Linked DNA regions of Homo sapiens: region 2 is linked to region 1. Evidence: chromatin loops called from intact Hi-C (ENCODE). Cell type or tissue: heart left ventricle. All regions are shown on one strand. Each heading gives the region's core, and the rest is flanking DNA. Links, peaks and the distances in the headings are about the cores only.

Region 1 (10,485 bases), core at 1,523-9,522:
ACACATGCCAGGAGGTCCCTCACATCAGCCAGCCATGCCAGAAGTCCAGCCAACTGTGCCAGAAAGTCTCTGAGGAAGTTTGCCAGCTATGTCTGGAGAACTCCGAGGAGGTCAGCCAGCCATGCCAGGGGGTCTCTGTGGAGGTTGGCAAGCTGGTCCATAAGTTCCATGTAGGGGTTGGTAGCTTGGTCCAGGAAACCCTTGTAGAAGTTGGCAGCCCAGCTGAAGAGATCCCTGAGGAGGTCATCCAGCCATACCAGGAGTTCTCTGTGGAGGTTGGCAGGCTGGCCCAGGAGACTTCTGCGATCAATCTGTTATCTCAGGGCATCCCTGAGATTGATAAACCATCCCAAGAGTTCCCTGAGGAGATTGATCTGCAGGCCCAGGAGGTCCCTGAGGAGATAAATTAGAAGTCCTGGGTGGTCCCTGAAGTGATTGATCAGCTGCCTGGAGAGGGTATTCCTCAAGCCCAGCATCCATCTGGTGATCCAAACCCTCAGAGCCAGTCTCTAGCCCATGACCAGCACTCACCCCTTCCACCAGCAACATGTGATTAATTTTCTCATTAGTGGTATCACACTATACCAGCCATTTGAGCCAGCAACCTTTTCTGTTGGCTAACTCACTGGCCAGCTCTCACCAGCGGTGTCTGGGGAAGTAGTTCTCTTTGTATGAAGCATACCTGTGCCAGAGCTGTGGTTGAGGAGGAGCCAGTTTTAGGTTCGAAGAAGCCATTGGCTCCTCACTTAGCCATTAGACTTGAATAGGATTTCCTTGGGGTGGGTTGGTCTGTCATTACCCAGCCTTCTCTGAGCATCCTAGGAAATCACAGATTGTTAAAGGAAATGCCGCTTCACTGCTGAAGACACCATCTGGCGACAGCAAATGCAAAAGAGGGGACTCTAGGGTCTTCACTTTTCTGGGGAAATGTTCACGACTTCTCAAGGTACGCTTAGACCATATGTGCATTCAGGGGACTCTTGTCTTTGCCAGCACTCCTCAGGTGAGCCCGGGATGGCTATCTGAAATGTCTGGAAAATAGAGTCCCTTCCCCAAACATCTGACATGGCCACTAAATCTTTAGACTTGCCTTATAGATCCTTCCATATCATCCCCAAGTGCCCCTTCTGCCTCAGTCCTGTTCCTCTGGGCAATAGCTCTAGGGAAAAGTAGGTATTAGACTGCTGTGCAAAATTCAGAGCAACTACTTAAAATGCTCTAGAGGATTCTTAGCCAGTCTGTGAAAGTGGGCCTCCTCTGTGGTGGGGCTGTTTGGCTTAGGAGATGCTGTAGTAGTAGAGATAATCAGGTTCTATTTTAAGCAATCAGCAGAGATCAATATTGTACAGATACAAGCAAAGGTTTAATAAATATATATATATATATTTATTTCTGTAGTTGTGCCAGGGACAGACTGGCCAAAGACCAAACACTGCAGGGTCCCCAAGAAATTTGTCCTTATATCATTGTGTCTGAGGGCCAGATATGATTATGAAGCTTTTTCCAAAGATCCAGGGATGGGAATGGGAGTGGGTAGGAGGGGTAATGCGGTCATTGGAGTCGGGGGCTGGAACATTATGAGTGCTCAATAAATATAAACTAATGAGAATGGTGGTGATGGATGATGGTGATGTCCTTGTGAATTCAAGAATGAATATAGGCTGGGCACGGTGGCTTACACCTGTAATCCCAGCACTTTGGGAGGCCAAGGCGGGCAGATCATTTGAGGTCAGGAGTTGGAGACCAACCTGGCCAACATGGTGAAACCTTGTCTCTACTAAAAACACAAAAATTAGCCAGGCATGGTGGTGGACACCTGTAATCCCAGCTATTCGGGAGGCTGAGACAGGAGAATCACTTGAACCCTGGAGGCAGAGGTTGCAGTGAGCCAAAATCACGCCACTGCCCTCCAGCCTGGGCAAAAATGCAAGACTCTGTCTCAAAAAAAAAAAAAAAGGAATACGACTATGAGTCAATTGTGTCTGTAACTGATTAATCTGAATCGGTCAAAAGCCATTATAGTTGAGCAGGAATGGGCTGTAAAAATACAGAGATCAGGCATCCAAAAATAGACTATAAAAATATAGAGATCAGCTGGGCGTGGTGGCTCACATCTGTCTGTAATCCTAGCACTTTGGGAGGCCGAGGTGGGTGGATCATGAGGTCAAGAGATTGAGACTATCCTGGCCAACATGGTGAAACCCCATCTCTACTAAAAATATAAAAATTAGCTGGGCATGGTGGCACATGCCTGTAATCCCAGCTACTCGGGAGGCTGAAGCAGGAGAATTGCTTGAATCCAGGAGGTGGAGGTTGCAGTGAGCCAAGATCGCGCCACTGCACTCCAGCCTGGTGACAGAATGAGACTCTGTCTCCAAAAAAAAAAAAAAAAAAGAGAGATCAGGCATCCCAAGAGGAGCCTATGGCAGTTAACCCACTATCTCAAAAGGTATTTATTTATTTATTTAGAGACAGAGTCTCGCTCTGTCACCCAGGCTACAGTGCAGTGGTGCGATCTCAGCTCACTGCAACTGCCGCCTCCTGGGTTCAAGCGATTCTCCTGCCTTAGCCTCCTGAGTAGCTGGGATTACAGATGCCCGTCACCACACCCAGCTAATTTTTTTTGTATTTTTAGTAGAGACGGGGTTTCGCCGTGTTGGCCAGGCTGGTCTCGAACTCCTGACCTCAGGTGATCTGCCCGCCTCGGCCTCCCAAAGTGCTGGGATTACAGGTGTGAGCCACCACGCCCGGTCCCCAAAAGGTCTTTATTGAGTAAGTAGAGTGTTGGATGGGGGACTGGAAAGAGGTTCCCTCTCTGTGAAGCACCAGAGGGTACATGCCTTCTCACCAAGTTCTTGGAATCATCCTGTTAATTTTTCACTCTGATGGAGTGTCAGGAGGAGTTTATATAAAGGGGCTATGCCCTTTCTCTGCTCCTTTGACATCTTTACCATGAGAGAGCCCAGAACAGTGGGAGGGCTAGAATATGCCCCTCCCCAAATATACACATTCATAACCTGGCCACTTCTGACATACTTAGGACTATAAAGGGTTTCCATGGAGGAGGAAAGTCGACCGTTTTACTCCATGGAAATCCTGACTGCACAAGGAGAGTTGTTTCCAACCTCATTAGGCTCTGGATCTCTTAGGGTCCTTCAGCTTTTTACCCCTTTAGCCCAAGAGGCTGTCCAGGGTAGCTGATCCTGGTTATTTGGTCCTCAACTCTTGACCCCACGGAATGCATATCCCCTTCCCAGGAGGCCTTCTGCCCCTCTTCCCTCCCCCAGACCAGATGTATGTATCCACCCTAGGCTCCTATTCTTCATACTCAGGCACAAGTGTTTCCAGTAATCAAAAGCATTGGAGTCTTCCAAGATAAATTCAATACTGGTTGAAGCAGAGAGGTAGAAGCCAGGGCCCAGTAACTAAGCATGTATGGAGTCAGAAAAAGCCTAAGCAGCACTACACTATCTGCAATGAACTTGGTTTATTGTTAGAGTTGGAGGTGGCTCCGTTACAGCAGCTGGGAACTATAGCAGGGAAGCGTGGGGAGGAGCAGAACACAGCAGCACGGGGAGGGTGGAGCTAGGAAGAACACAAGGTGGGCTCATTTTGGTTTCCCAGTCGTTTGGCAGAGAAGGCAAGCCCACATGACTACCAGCTTCTGGGTTTCTCAGTCTGGCAGTAGTCTGGCAGGGCTGCTCACTGGCTTGCTTGGGGCGAGGTCCTCTCCTGGGGTGGTATTTTCAGCCCGTTTTCATTTCACTCTGTAGGAGTTAAGCTGTGGCTCAGCTTCTCCCTTTTTCCTTCCTCCATCTCATTTTCCCCAAGTCCTCTGGCCTGGCTTCCACCTCCCAGATCCTCTGTCCAAGAGCGGGTTTGGAGAGGCAGCCAGTGTTCCCATTTCAGCTGCAGGATGGCATAGTGGAATGTTGGGGGAGTCACACATTGCTGGGGTGTCAAATGTTGGGATGTCAGGCAGTGGCTTATTTTTAACCCATTAAACACCAAGCCACAGCAGATGACCACATGCAGAGAAGCCAAGCAGGGGATGAGAAGGGATCAGGATAATTGAAATGGGGTGAGTAAAAACTTCAAAGAGTCAGGGAGTTTGGAAGAATTCTGGCATTGGGGCTTGGGCTCTCCTTGCCGTTTTGTGCTGTCTGGACACAGCCCTGGGATGTGAATGGTATAAAGCAGGGTCTGGGGGATAAGCTCCTTTCTCCTCTCACCAGTCTATTGGTCTAAAGAGCTTCAAGTTTTAAATTGAGACATTCAGATACTGAGGGAAGCAGTAGAACAGTATAGCAGTGGGATACCCCCAGGACCCTGCTAGAACTCAGACCCTGGTGGTTGAGGAGATGGGGGATGGGAAATGGAGGAAAGGGTGCAGCTCTGGGCACCTCACTGACGGTATCCTGCCCCAGGTCACATAAATTACTATTGGAAATCCCTCCCAGGATGCCAAATAAATAGATTGAGATAAAGAGGTCCCTGGAGTTGGGGATATAATCTCCCTCTACGAGGGAGGAGGTTGCTCTCTGAGACCCATCCTCAGTCCCCATTCAATACCAGCATTTGACAGTGCTAGGAGAGGGTTCTCAGGCATCAGATGCTATCCTATTCTAATTTGTCCCCTCCCCCATCCTCTCCCTGTTAACTTTGGTTTGAGACACCTCACAGGAATGGATGATGGGGAGGGACAACCCCTCCCATTTAGCCCAGCCCAAGTCCCCACAACAAGACATCTCCCTCCCCTCCCCCTAGCTCCCATCTCCCTCAACCCCAAAGGACTCAGCAGTAGCCATTCTCTAAAGGAGCTGGGGGAGTGGATCCTTGGGGAAGGGAGGGCGGCTCTTTCAGAACTCAATCTTGCAGGCAGGGAAGGACTCATCCTGCATCACCACGGTGCTGCTGCTAGCCAGGACCAGGACATTCAGTTGTTGCTGCTGCTCATGAGTTTGTTGGTACCACTCACGAGTCACCTCCGTGTCATGAGTAGGGATCAGAGTCACCTAGAAGGGAGATAAGATATGTCTGATGTGAGAACATAAAGGGAAGGTAGGTGAGGGGGAAGGGGCACCTCATGGTCTCAGAAGCAGCTCTGCTGCCCTTAGAAAAGGCCCATCCTTTAATAAATAGGGACTGTGTTCCACTACTGCCTCTGAGTGAGCGTTGACCAGACTACTTCCTTGGTGTCCTTTGCTACTCACCTGAAGATTCTCCCCCCACTGGGCCTTGCCCTCCAGCAGGGCATCCAGCACAGCCCGGCTTGGCTCGCCATTGGCAGGGTCATTCCCACTGACCACATAGTAGGATGCACGCACTCGACGGAAGAAGTCAAGGTCAGCAGTCTTGCCACTGCAATGATTCGGGATGTAGGCGAGATCCACATATACAGGGGCACCAGAGCTGCCCTTGGAACTCAAGGCCACTGTAGAGACAAGCCAGGATTCATTGTAGAGGAAAAGTAGAACCCTTTTGGCAACCTTCCCCTCTGTCCCACTCCTGAAGTCTGACCAGCCCACACCCAGCCCTAACCCACACTCTCTGCCAAGTTTCATGATATACTTACTTGGTCCTGCCTTGAGTCCATTGACTAGGCCTTTGGACATGGGGCTGTGTCCATCCTTTTCCTCTGCTGGGGTGACCTGGCTTGTGGTGCTGCGTGGTCGAGGTGGGGCCCGGGATGCTCGATCTGCAGGCCCTTTACCAGGGGTGGGTGAGCGTTTTCCCCGAAGATCCAGACGCCGTGCAGGGGACGCTGGCTTGGCCTTGCCTGGGGCCCTGCGCCCTACTCGCCCCTGAACCTTTTCCTTCTCCCGTAGCCTCTCTACTCTCCCAGACTCTGAGCTGAGCCCCTCGGGGTCAGCCATGCACACATCAGGGCGGGGAGGGGATGGGCGGGGGTCTGGCTGTGGGAGAGGAGGTGGGTCATGGCCAGGCCTGGGGTGGTGAGTACCACTGACACCCCCAGCTTTGTCCACAGGTAGGAAGTCTCCATCTTCATCTGAGTCGAGGGCTGCCTCAGCTGTGATGGACGGACACTCCTCAGTTTCTGGCGGGACATCAGAATCTGACTGTGAGGAGCCTGAGTCACTGGCTGATGTAGGGGGTGTCTCATCAGTCACAGGGCATGGGCCCCCAGTGGTCCCTGGCCCCCCTACCCGGCGCCGCCCCCCTCTTCCTACTAGCCGAACTTCCTCAGTTGAGAGGTCCCTATCATCTATGGATGGGGGCAGAGGTGGGTTCAGGAAGGATGGGGAGAGCTCCCCACGATGGGGCCGAGGCTCAGTGGCACATCCCTGGGGCCCAGCTTCGACCTCAGGAGAGGCACTGCTGGGTGGGCCCCCGGAGCCCCCTGCAGGACACACTGGCTGCTCAGGGGAGAGCAATGTGTCAGGCCGGGAGCTCCTCTCAGCTCCTTCAGGCCAGGCCCCACGTTCCCAGGCAGGGCAAGCCGCAGCCTCTTCATTTTCAGCCTTGGCTGGGGCAGGGCCTGGGGGGTTAGGGCTGGTTTCAGTTGGGCCATTGGCTGCACAATCCTCAGAGGGAACCTGGAAGGGGCTTGGCTTCTCCGTGGCTGCCTCTGAGCACTCCAGGTGGCACGGCAGGATGCCATCACCCATGTCTCCAGGCAGGCTTGGAGCTGGAGCTAGGGCCAAGTCCAGTGAAGCTGGGGGTGCTGGGCTCAGAGGAGTGAGGTCCCAGAGGCTGTGGGCAGCTGGTTCCATTCCTGGGTCCAGCTCTCCAGACTCCTGTTCTGCAGCCTCAAGGCTTGGAGAGAAGCGCTCCGCCACACTTGAAATCACAGGCGTGGTAGCCTCAGAGGAGGAGCCCTCAGACAGGGCTGGTGAGGCAGGTCGTGGCAGATTGGAGAGGAGAGGGGCCCCAGGAGAACTGGGTGATGGGAGCTGGGGCAGTGAGGAATCCAGGCTGGGGGCCTTGGTCACTTCCAGGTATTCATCATGCCGGGTTCTGGTGGGGGGTCCTGGAGCCAGAGCCAGAGCTCGATCCCCAGAGAAGGCAAGGGAGCCACAGGGTGCCGAGCGGGGTTCAGCTGGAGAGGGCAGCTGTGGGGGAGCTGGCTGCAATGAGGAGAAGCCAAAGGCTGAAGCAGGGAAGTCCAGACTGGGTCGGGCAGGCCCCAGGTGTGAGTCCAAGGGAGGGCTAACATGTGCCTCAGTTTCTGGCCATAATGTGGGGGACCCCATAGGAATGGGGTGAGGAGGACTTGGGGATTGGGCCTCTTTTTCTGGCTGTTCCCGAGCCCCCTTCTCCAGTTCTGAGTCACTAGTGCTGTCATCCCAGTGACTCCGGCCTGATTCCTTGGGGGATGGGGACCTCCTATCTGGGCTGCAGCTCAGGATGTTACCATTAAGAGGGGGGCTTGGGCCTTTGCTCAGGATAGGAGCACGGGGGGGAACTGCAGGTGGGGTGAGGCTGGGCTCCATACTTGGCCCTGGCTCTGGCCTTGGGGGTACAGTGGGTCCTGCCAGGGCTGCATAGCTGAAGGTTGGAGTGTCAGACTGGAGGCTCTTGGGTGAGATAGGAGATGAAAGCTCCTTCTCTGCAGATGTGTTTCGGCCGGCAGCTGCCTCCTTGGTTGAGAGGCATGGGGGCCAATCCCCAGCTGCTCCAAGTGGAGGCTCTCTAGTGGGGCATGCAGGGCCAAGCCCAGTAAGCATCATCTGCTCATAGATGTCTGCATACTGAAAGCTTCTCTCATCAGGATAGGGTGTGGGCTCTCTCTGCTCCGGCTCAGTCTGCTCAGGCTCCGTGGTGGCATGGCTTTTGCTGGCCTCTGGTACCTTTGAGCTGTGTGAGCTTTTGTCAGGAGCCTCAGCCCTACCTTCTTCTTCCCTTTCCCCTTCAGCCTTGCGGTAGTCCTTCCCCAGGGGGGAGTATGGCCCACCTTCCAACTCAGCTGCCCCCTCCTGCACTGCAGCCACCACACTGTCATACTCGGCTGTGCCCCAAGAGAAGGGTGCAGGAGTATGGGATTCCGGGGCAGGTGTGGGGGGACCAGGAGCTGGGGAGAGGGGTGCAGGGGGGAGGGGTCTGTCCTTGGGCACCCAGGGTGGGATGTCAGCCAGCCATGAGGGAGTAGTGGGTTCATTCTTCATGTGTGGCATGAGCTTAGGGTCTGGGATAGGACTCTCTTGTCCTGGGGCTGAAGGAACCCTTTGTCCAACCATCTCAGGTGGGGAAGCTGGAGGGGAGATGATCTCAAAGGGAGAGCGGGTCAGTTTGTCCTCTTCCTCTGGTGGCAACCCAACTGGTGATTCAGCAAGCCAGCGCTCCACCTCTAGCCCCTTCTGTGGTGAGGATTCCTGGAAATCCTTGAAGTCTGAGGCCCAGGGGCTCCGGGTTGCGTGTTCCCGCAGGGGTACTTCTTGCTCATCATCTGGGCCCTCATCTAGGAAAGTGCTTTCCCGTTCCTCAGTGTAGTGTGGGCGGGCCCCCTGGCCATCCAGCTCGTGAGGGAACCAGACCTTCCGCTCACAGCTTAGCTCCCTCCAGTATGTGTCCTGTTCCAAGGCCACATCCTCTCTGCCCCTCCAATACCTATTGTCCTGCTCAGGAGATGTGTCCTCCCATGCCGGGGCAAGCTCTTTCTGTTCTCCAGCCGGCTCCTCTCTGGTAGGAGATGTTTCTTGCCACTCCTGGACCACATCCTGCCCCCTCCAGTACTTTTCTTCCTGCTCTCTGGCCCTGCCCTCCTGCACTAGGCTCTCTTCCAGGCCCAGAGCTTTGGTCTTCTCCAGAAGAGCTTCTAACTTCTCTTCCATGGCCTTGACCTTTTCTGGGGATTTTTCCTCTAGCATCTTTGGTTTCCTGGTTTTATCCTCCTGCACTAGGCTCTCCTGCTCCTGAGTTTGGTGGTTCTCTTCCAGAGCCTGAATGTTTTGTTCCAGGGCTTCATCCTTCTGTCCCAAAGCCCAGTATTTTTGTTCTAAGGCCTGATCCTTCTTTTCTGAGACTTTATCCTTTTGTTCCTGGGCCTGGTGTTTCTGTTCAGGGGCTTTGTCTGTCTGTTCTAGGTCTCTGTCCTTCATTTCAGCGACCGTGTCCTCCGGAGCCTTATGTTCAACACTTCTGACTTTTTGATCTAAGGCTTTGTCTTTCTCTTCTGGGATCTTCTCCTTCTGTTCTAGGACCCTGTCCTTTTGTTCCAAGTCTTTATCTTTTGGTTCCAGGGCCTTGTCCTTCTGTTCCAGGGCTGTATCCTTTTGTTCTAAGGCTTTGTCTTTCTCTTCTGGAATCTTATCCTTCTGTTCCAGGGCCTTGTCTTTTTCTTCTAAGTCTTTGTCTTTTGGTTCCAGGGCCTTGTCCTTCTGTTCTAGGGCTGTGTCTTTTTGCTCTAAGTCTCTGCCCTTTTGTTCTAAAGCCTTATCCTGCTGTTTCACAGCCTCATTCTTTACATGCAGAGCCTCATCTTTCTGATAGATGGCTGTATCCTTCGGCTCTACCACCTCCTTGTGCTCCAGAGTTTTGTCTTTCTGCTGTAAAACTTCATCCTTTGGCTCAGGTTCCTTCTTCTGTTCTGAGGTTCTGTCTTTCAACCCTGGAACTTTATCTTCCCACTTTATGGCAATGTCCTCCAAGGCAGGGCCTGGCAAAGACTCAGGACTCTTGGAGAAGGAGCTATCAGGTGTCAGAATGTGTTCATCAGGGCTTGTGATCGCCCCAGGTAAGTACTTCCCATTTCCTGAAGGTGTAGAGTGAGAGAATGAGCTGGCAGGTGACTTCCTGTCAAGGCTGTCATCTGTGATGTCTGTCTGTGCAGAGTATCGAGTTGTCCCATCTGTGGGAGGTGACGCTGTGGCTGCATGGGGCTCTGGAACAGACATGGGAGCTGTGTGGTGAGAGGTATCCTCGGCCTGCATCAGATGCCCCATTTCTTCCTTCCCAAGGTTTAGTTCCCCAAACTGGAGGGTGCCAAGGCTTTCTGGAGAGAGCTGCTTAGAAGAGACATCCAGGGAGGTCTCCTTGCTGGGACTCTCTTCTGACAGAGAAAGTGACTGGGTGTCTTCTGGAGATACCTCTGGCCAACGGTCTTTGTGTAGGTACTGTTCTGTCAGGCCACAGGGAGACTTGGGGGTAGGCTCTTGGTTGGCAGTGTCTGGGGAGGGCACGCTGAGGACAGAGAGGGATTCTGCATCTTCAGGAGAGAGGCTTCGGTCAGGATATCTGAGCACCTCATCTTTCTGAGGTTTGCCAGGTTCTTGGGGTAAAGTCCTCAAACCTCCGGGAAGGGCTTCTGCTCCCAGAATTGGGCCTGTGGGCTCTCCTGCCTCCATAATCTCAAAGACTATTGCTTTATCCTGTGCTGGCAACAGTTGAATGGTACAGCCTGTAAGCCCCTCATCAATGTTGACAGGTGCTTCCTGGGCCTGGGGGCTCCTGGGAGGAGGAACTTTCTCTTCCTTCTCTAGTGTGCCCTCTTCAGGCCCTGGCTTGACTGTCTCCTCAGCAGCATCT
Region 2 (8,000 bases), core at 1-8,000, 55 kb after region 1:
GACTTTTTAGGCTTTTCTTTTAGATGCTGCCTTCCATCTAGTTATGCTATTCTGTTTACCCTGGGGAGTGGTAGAACAGGTGAACCTCATAAGTCTCTGGAAAGGGGCCAGGGATGAATGTCTTATACATGTTAGTATTGATCTGAAGGAGAATTGGTTTGGGGTTTGGGTACATCAAATGGAAAAGGTCAGCAGAAGATGTGTGTGGCACTAGTAAGGAGGATAATTGACATCAAATGCTTTCCATGGAATGTCATGGTTTGGACTGTTCTCCTTACTGGCATCATTGGGGTCTGGATCAGAATTCTTTATACAGGTCTAGATAACATTATATGTAACAAAAATTCCCCAAGTTACTCATCAGAAATCTTAGAAAGCATGAAGCACAGTATTGAGCAGAGTTGAAGACAGGTATTGGCTGTGAGAGAGAGTGAGACAGGTTTTAAAATGGGCTGAGGACTTTTATCACTATAAAGAGTAGTTTATTTCCTTTTTAATATATAATTATGTAAATTAGAGCCACTGGAATTTTTGAAATTATTAAAGAAAAACACACAAAACAGGAAAAGCTTTTTATTTAAAAACATTTGAACTTAGGAACTTTTTCTCCTGGTGATATGAATTTCCTAGGTCAGAGGACATGCCTTTTAGCCCCAAAGCATCTGTTGCTGCTATGGAAGCAAAAGAACAGTTGTCTGCACAAGAACTTATGGAAAGTGGACTGCAGATTCAGAAGTCACCAGAGCCTGAGGTTTTGTCAACTCAGGAAGACTTGTTTGACCAGAGCAATAAAACAGGTACCAAGAGTGATTTGTCGTTACAGCTCTTCTCCAAAGATCTAAACTTTTACTTTAGTTCTGAGGCTACTGGTTAAGTTACAAAGCATTTTATAGGTTTGCAGACTTGTTTGTGATATGGAAGGAAAACGTGTTTCTAGTAATTAGTGAGAAGGGCTTTTTGGGAATAATTTCCATTTAATATTTTGACATAATTTTCTCTCTTTTGGAAATGAGATGGTGAAGAATAGCTAATACAGTAAATTTAGTATTATGGATACTAGCCATTTTCTTTTTTTCTTTTTTTTTTTTTTGAGATGGAGTCTCACTCTGTCACCCAGGCTGGAGTGCAGTGGCGCAATCTCGGCTCACTGCAAGCTCCGCCTCCCGGGATCATGCCATTCTCCTGCCTCAGCCTCCCTAGTAGCTGGGACTACAGGCACCCGCCACCATGCTTGGCTAATTTTTTGTATTTTTAGTAGAGATGGGGTTTCACTGTGTTAGCCATGATGGTCTTGATCTCCTGACCTTGTGATCCGCCTGCCTTGGCCTCCCACAGTGCTGGGCTTACAGGCATGAGTCACCACACCTGGCTGCCATTTTCTGTTACATGGCTACTATGTCTTCAAATCTTCAATATGATATTAAGCCTAGGTTTTTCATATTCATCTGGGTAACAGTTTACTAACTTAATCTGTTTATTAGTTAATCTGACACAGATAGGAATTTAAAATCTAGCGGAAAGGACATAAAACTTAAAAGGATATAATTTGTTTCACACCTCTTTAACCTCCACCAATCTTTCATTCCACAGCCTCAGAGAGCTAGAAAGCTTGAGTTAATTACCAGCAAAACATATTATGTTGGTTGTAAGGCGGGAAGGGAAGAAGGCTATCTTCCTTTGCTATGCTGTGATACAGGTTGCTGTGCAAGACATTCAGAGGGTCACCGAGGAACCTTTGTTGGTCTCTTACTAAAGTTGTAAGGTTTTATTTAAGAAATTCTTTTACACTGGGATTAATATAGTTGATACTCCATCTATTGCTAAGGGGAAGGGACCAACAAGAGACTCTTCATAGTATAAAACAGTAATGGCTGCTCATAAATCCTTTTACTCCTTTGAGCAGGCCCAAATCTTGAAAACTGCTGCATTTATAACATCAAGTGTCATGTGCATTTTTTTGACTTCTCCCATCTGTATCATGGCATGAGCTTGACTTCACCTAAGGTAGACGTTGGAATAAAAGGCTCATTTGCTGTTTTTTAATAGAAGCATCACAAGAAAGAAGAGCAGCTAAGCAGAAGTATAAGGATTCTGGCTTTTATTTTATTTATTTATTTATTTTTTTGAGACGGAGTCTCCCTCTGTTGCCCAGGCTGGAGTGCAGTGGTGCAATCTCAGCTCACTGCAACCTCTGCCTAGCAGGTTCAAGTGATGCTCCTGCCTTAGCCTTCCAAGTAGCTGGGATTACAGGCGCATACCACCACGCCCAGCTAATTTTTGTATTTTTAGTAGAGATGAGGTTTCACCATGTTGGTCTGGCTAGTCTTGAACTCCTGACCTCAGATGATCCACCCGCCTCAGCCTCCCAAAGTGCTAGGATTACAGGTGTGAGCCACTGCGCCCATCCAGGATTCTGGCTTTTAATCTCCAAGCTTAGATCATGACAGAAAGGACTAAGGAACTCTTCATCAGTTCTTTATTCAAGAAGCCCATTGCGGGGGTGGTTAATGTTCACTCAAGATTTGTGCTATTGTAGTAGTCCATTCGTTGTACTATAATTAGAAAACAATTTCTGCCCTTTTGGAAATATGGAAATATGTTGGAAATATGGATATTACTCTTTGCAGTACTGAATGGTTTTTGGCAGCTCAGTAGTGTCAATCTGAGAAGTGCAACTGGAATTTCTTTTTTTCAGTATCTTCTGATGGTTGCTCTACTCCTTCAAGGGAGGAAGGTGGGTGTTCTTTGGCTTCCACTCCTGCCACCACTCTGCATCTCCTGCAGCTCTCTGGTCAGAGGTCCCTTGTTCAGGACAGTCTTTCCACGTAAGTAAGCCTAAAATAGCTTATGCCAAGGCAGTATGTGCCTGAGAGTCTTAGGCTAAGGCTGAAAGAGGCTAAACTTATCTGCTAGTCTAGAATTCTTTTTGAAACCAAATGGTAGAACCTATGCATTAGAGCTTTGGGGATGAAGAACTGTTGAAGGCAGATAAATCTGTTGTCCCATTTGAAAATTTTATAATAGTAGCCCAAACGTTTCACTAAGAAAGAAAAGGCGCAGTTATTTAGAAAATGTTACACATCCAAAACAAGCATTCTGCTCCTCTGTTTTACTTGCAATTCTTCTCATTTAATAGCAGAGGGTGGAGAATAGGTTGTTAAGTTGACAGTAGTTGGATTTCTTTATGTTAGGGCAAAGAGGTTCGCTTGTTGGTTTTTTTTGTTTAGTTTTAGTTTTCTGATGAAAATGTTCATGGTCTGACTATTATTAGGCAAAAAAATGGAATAATTTTTTTTATGTCTCAAATCTGCAAATGAATTTATTTCCTAGCACTGCTCATTTTGCTTTTAAATCATGATGTCCTTGTGTCTGATCATTCACTTTGCCCTTACTCTCTTTTTGAAAAAGTTCTTATTTTACAACAGAAATGTCTGGTGTGGGAAATAGTTATTGAAGTATTTTTGGTTCTTCCACCAGCCTCAGGTTGCTGTTGGGGAAAAGTGCTGATAAGTATTTATCTGAATGCCTTAGATATTTTTTCCTGTTAAAAAGTAAAAGCAAATACAGAAATGCAAAACTGTGGCTATGGTAAAATAACCTGTGATTCTCTCTTTATATAAAGGAATTCTTCAGATCTTGTTGCTCCTTCTCCTGATGCTTTCCGATCTACTCCTTTTATCGTTCCTAGCAGTCCCACAGAGCAAGAAGGGAGACAAGGTGAGCTCTCTTGATCTGTCTGTTGATCTCAGATTAGAAGAGGAGCAACACTTTTTCTGCCTTGCAAAATGTACTACTTCTTTGTACTTTAGAATGCTTGTGACCTACACAATTCGGTAGGACTCATGTTTGTCTAACCTTTAGGGATGTGACCTACTGTAAAGTGCTGTCCTCAGTTCTTTGCTTTTCCTTCCTTCCTTTTTTTTTTTTTTTTTTTGTCTAACCCCATTGAGAGGTGACAGCGTGCTGGCAGTCCTCACAGCCCTCGCTCGCTCTCGGCGCCTCCTCTGCCTGGGCTCCCACTTTGGCGGCACTTGAGGAGCCCTTCAGCCCACCGCTGCACTGTGGGATCCCCTTTCTGGGCTGGCCAAGGCTGGAGCCCGCTCCCTCAGCTTGCAGGGAGGCGTGCAGGGAGAGGTGCGAGCAGCAACCGGGGCTGTGCGCGGCGCTTGCGGGCCAGCTGGAGTTCCTGGTGGGTGTGGGCTTGGCGGGTCCTGCACTCGGAGCAGCCGGCCGGCCCTGCCGGCCCCCCGGGCAATGAGGGGCTTAGCACCCGGGCCAGCGGCTATGGAGGGTGTACTGGGTCCCCCAGCAGTGCTAGCCCACCGGCGCTGCGCTTGATTTCTCGCCGGGCCTTACTTAGCTGCCTTCCAGTGGGGCAGGACTCGGGACCTGCAGCCCGCCATGCCTGAGCCTTCCACCCCCTCCGTGGGCTCCTGTGTGGCTGAGCCTCCCTGATGAGCACTGCCCCCTGCTCCACGGCACCTAGTCCCATCGACCACCCAAAGGGCTGAGGAGTGCAGGAGCACGGCACAGGACTGGTAGGCAGCTCCACCTGCAGCCCCCGTGCGAGATCCACTGGGTGAAGCCAGCTGGGCTGCTGAGTCTGGTGAGGACGTGGAGAACCTTTATGTCTAGCTCAGGGATTGTAAATACACCAATCGGCACTCTGTATCTAGCTCAGGGTTTGTAAACACACCAGTCAGCACCCTGTGTCTAGCTCTGAGTTTGTGAATGCACCAATCCACACTCTGTATCTGGCTGCTCTGGTGGGACGTGGAGAACCTTTATGTCTAGCTCAGGGATTGTAAATACACCAATCGGCACTCTGTTTCTAGCTCAAGGTTTGTAAACACACCAATCAGCACCCTGTGTCTAGCTCAGGGTTTGTGAATGTACCAATGGACACTCTGTATCTAGCTACTCTGGTGGGGCCTTGGAGAACCTTTGTGTGGACACTCTGTATCTAGCTAATCTGGTGGGGACGTGGAGAACCTTTGTGTCTAGCTCAGGGATTGTAAATGCACCAATCAGCCCCCTGTCAGCACAGACCACTGGCTCTACCAATCAGCAGGATGTGGGTGGGGCTAGATAAGAGAATAAAAGCAGGCTGCCCGAGCCAGCAGTGGCAACCCGCTCGGGTCCCCTTCCACAGTGTGGAAGCTTTGTTCTTTCACTCTTTGCAATAAATCTTGCTACTGCTCACTCTTTGGGTCCACGCTGCTTTTATGAGCTGTAACACTCACTGCGAGGTCTGTAGCTTCACTCCTAAAGCCAGCGAGACCACGAGCCCACTGGGAGGAACGAACAACTCTAGACGCGCTGCCTTAAGAGCTGTAATACTCACCGCGAAGGTCTGCAGCTTCACTCCTGAACCAGCGAGACCACGAACCCACCAGAAGGAAGAAACTCCGAACACATCTGAACATCAGAAGGGACAGACTCGAGACGCGCCACCTTAAGAGCTGTAACTCTCACCGTGAGGGTCCGCGGCTTCATTCTTGACGTCAGTGAGACCAAGAACCCACCAATTCTGGACACACCATCCCCCATTCTTTGCTTTTCTAGCACTAATTCTATTGAGATTTCTGTATTGGCTCAATTTTTAAAAAGGCTCTGAAGGAAAAATTTTTGTTTTTAAAGTTGAACTGAAATGAATTAGTATGGGGAAGAACTGGACTTATTAATAATGGCCTACTTGTTTCTAGCAACACGTGAACACATTTCTGGTGAGAAGGAACCAGCAATTGTTTCTTGTGGTCCTTATAGGTTATTTTTGCTATTAAAATAGTTTTAGCATAAGAATGGTTAAGAGTAGGTGGTAAAAATTTTAACTTCATTCATTTACTCCTTTGACGACTTAGAGATTTTATATTACTTTATTCACAAGAAAGCTTTCCTTTTCACTTACCTAATTTATCTCATTATTTAAGCTTCTTTTGCTCTGACCTAGTCTCCTATCCAGTCATTCAAGATGTTTCTAAGTTCTTACGATTTCTACAAAGCTTTTTCTAATAAATTCTATGATTTTCATCTTTTCACTCTTTCATATACAAGTAATGGTATAATAGTTTTATTTATTGAGCACTTAGTATAGGCAAGGCATTGTTCTAAGGGCATTTCTGTGGTTTTTCTCATTGAATCCTCACAAACATCCTAAGAAGGAGGTGTTATTTTTATCCCCATTTTACAGATGAGGAAATGGAGGCATAGAGAGATTTTTCAACTAATGAGATGTAGAAGCAGAATTTGAACTCAGGCAGCTGCCTCCAGAGCCTGTGCCTTCATCTGTCATGTATATGCCTCCTATTATATCCTTTCTCTGCTCTTGAGTAACATAAAACATAGACATTTAACAGTTTTTCAAATGTAATTTATCAGTGATAGAATTTGATCTTAGGCTTTCTTCTGCTACAAAGTTTGTCTCTGGCTGTTTCTCTTAAAATCAGTTGTAGGTATCCAAATTGACTAATATCAATCTAAGCATAACATGATTAGTGACTGATATCAATCTAAGTATAACATGATTAGGTGAATTAATTCTACAAAAACCCAGGTAATACAAGTGAAGTTTGGTTAATTCTTAAAACAGTTTCTTTTATCTTTTATCTGTAGTGTGAACATTGAAAAAATATAAAAATAATTATATTAAATATACTTTCTCAGGCTGGGCACGGTGTCTCACACCTGTAATCCCAATACTTTGGGAGGCCAAGGTGGGCAGATCACCTGAGGTCAGGAGTTTGAGACCAGCCTGGCCACCATGGTGAAACCCCATCTCTACTAAAAATATAAAAAATTAACTGGGTGTGGTGGCGGGTGCCTGTAATCCCAGCTACTCAGGAGGCTGAGGCAGGAGAATCACTTGAACCTGGGAGGCGGAGGTTGCAGTGAGCCAAGGTGGCACCACTGCGTCGCAGCCTGGACAACAGAGCGAGACCCTGTCTCAAAAAAAAAAAAGCTTTCTCCCTGATTGTAAACAGTCAATATTTATTGTAGAAAGTTTGTTAAGTATATAGGAAATTAATGAAAATAAAAATCACCTGTGATACTACACTCCAGATATAGCTACAACTAGTATATTTGGATATATTTCAGTTTTCAATGCATAAAGTAGTTTTACATAATTGGCATGTTGTGTATATGACTCAGTTTTTTTTTTTTATGTAACAGTGTATTTTCCCTTGTCAGTTATATTTTAGATTTAATGCATTTGCTTAATATGTATGTACATCAGTGTTTGTGAAACTATATGTGCTTTTTGTATTTATTTGTTTTTTTGCTTTTCTCTTAACCTAAAGCCTTTTTTGTATGTAGTGCCTATAACAGCAGGTTTTTAATGTGCTTTGTCATGGCAAGAAAGTTCAAAAGGTGCAACAAAAATACTTAGCACAGCTATGGTAGTATATTAAAGGCCTGTAGCACTGGATCCCAAATTAGGTGTAGACTGGTAAGGTTGAGACTAAGCTAAGCAGCAAAGCTGGGTATTGAGGTTGCAGTTTGGGTAGCTGGTAGCATGAATGTGAATTATGGGGAAAAGGTAAATGTTGTTAGTAGTTTGTGAGTGGTCTAGAGGAAGCCTGGTTGGGGTCAAGTTGTAAGATAGGGGATACAAATGATGAATCAAATACTTAGCTAGCTGGGCTGACTCCAAGCAAGTTCCTGATAGCCTACAGGTGGGTAGTATACTATGGGAAAGCAGTGTTTTGTGTTTTGTGTGTGTGTGTTCCCTCCTAATGTGTGTCAGGATTAGTGTCTTCTCTTTCTTAGTTCTTTGATAAATCAGTGCTGATTGGCATTGATAGATTTTTTTTCTTCATCTGTATTTGTACAGGCATCCATCTCTCTGCAGTTAGCAATTGTTAATGCAAATATAATCAGTTCGTAAATATGAATTATAGATACTGTATTTACCTAAAGTGGTGACAAATTCACTGTCTTTCAAGGCCTGTGGTAGAATATATGATGGTTAAATTAGGTACCAGTAGTTTGGGCTTTTCTAC

Evidence for each region. Peaks named below come from ENCODE experiments on the same cell type or tissue, not always from the same donor. Only the 100,000 strongest peaks of a DNase experiment are listed, where the experiment ranks them.
Region 2: it touches region 1 in a loop (2.6-fold over the local background); 23 of 110 quality-filtered maps call a loop at or near these places.

The regions. Positions count from the first base shown.
Region 1 is chr15:43,524,599-43,535,083 of GRCh38, reverse strand. It overlaps MAP1A (microtubule associated protein 1A), which reads right to left. Exons shown (of 6, transcript NM_002373.6): 4 at 5,576-10,485; 5 at 5,214-5,434; 6 at 3,473-5,015. The coding sequence ends at 4,860. PPIP5K1 (diphosphoinositol pentakisphosphate kinase 1) reads left to right here. Exons shown (of 32, transcript NM_001394395.1): 32 at 1-1,609. The coding sequence ends at 410. Among named protein-coding and RNA genes, the nearest start is that of MAP1A, 12 kb to the right of the region's middle. RefSeq lists enhancers at 4,755-5,255, 5,256-5,756, 6,738-7,370. In heart left ventricle, for the core only: no CTCF peak of the experiment used is centred there; a DNase peak (open chromatin) is centred at 6,468.
Region 2 is chr15:43,470,390-43,478,389 of GRCh38, reverse strand. TP53BP1 (tumor protein p53 binding protein 1) reads left to right here. Exons shown (of 28, transcript NM_001141980.3): 8 at 631-797; 9 at 2,696-2,825; 10 at 3,623-3,717. Among named protein-coding and RNA genes, the nearest start is that of TP53BP1, 19 kb to the left of the region's middle. RefSeq lists a silencer at 945-1,186. In heart left ventricle, for the core only: no CTCF peak of the experiment used is centred there; no DNase peak of the experiment used is centred there.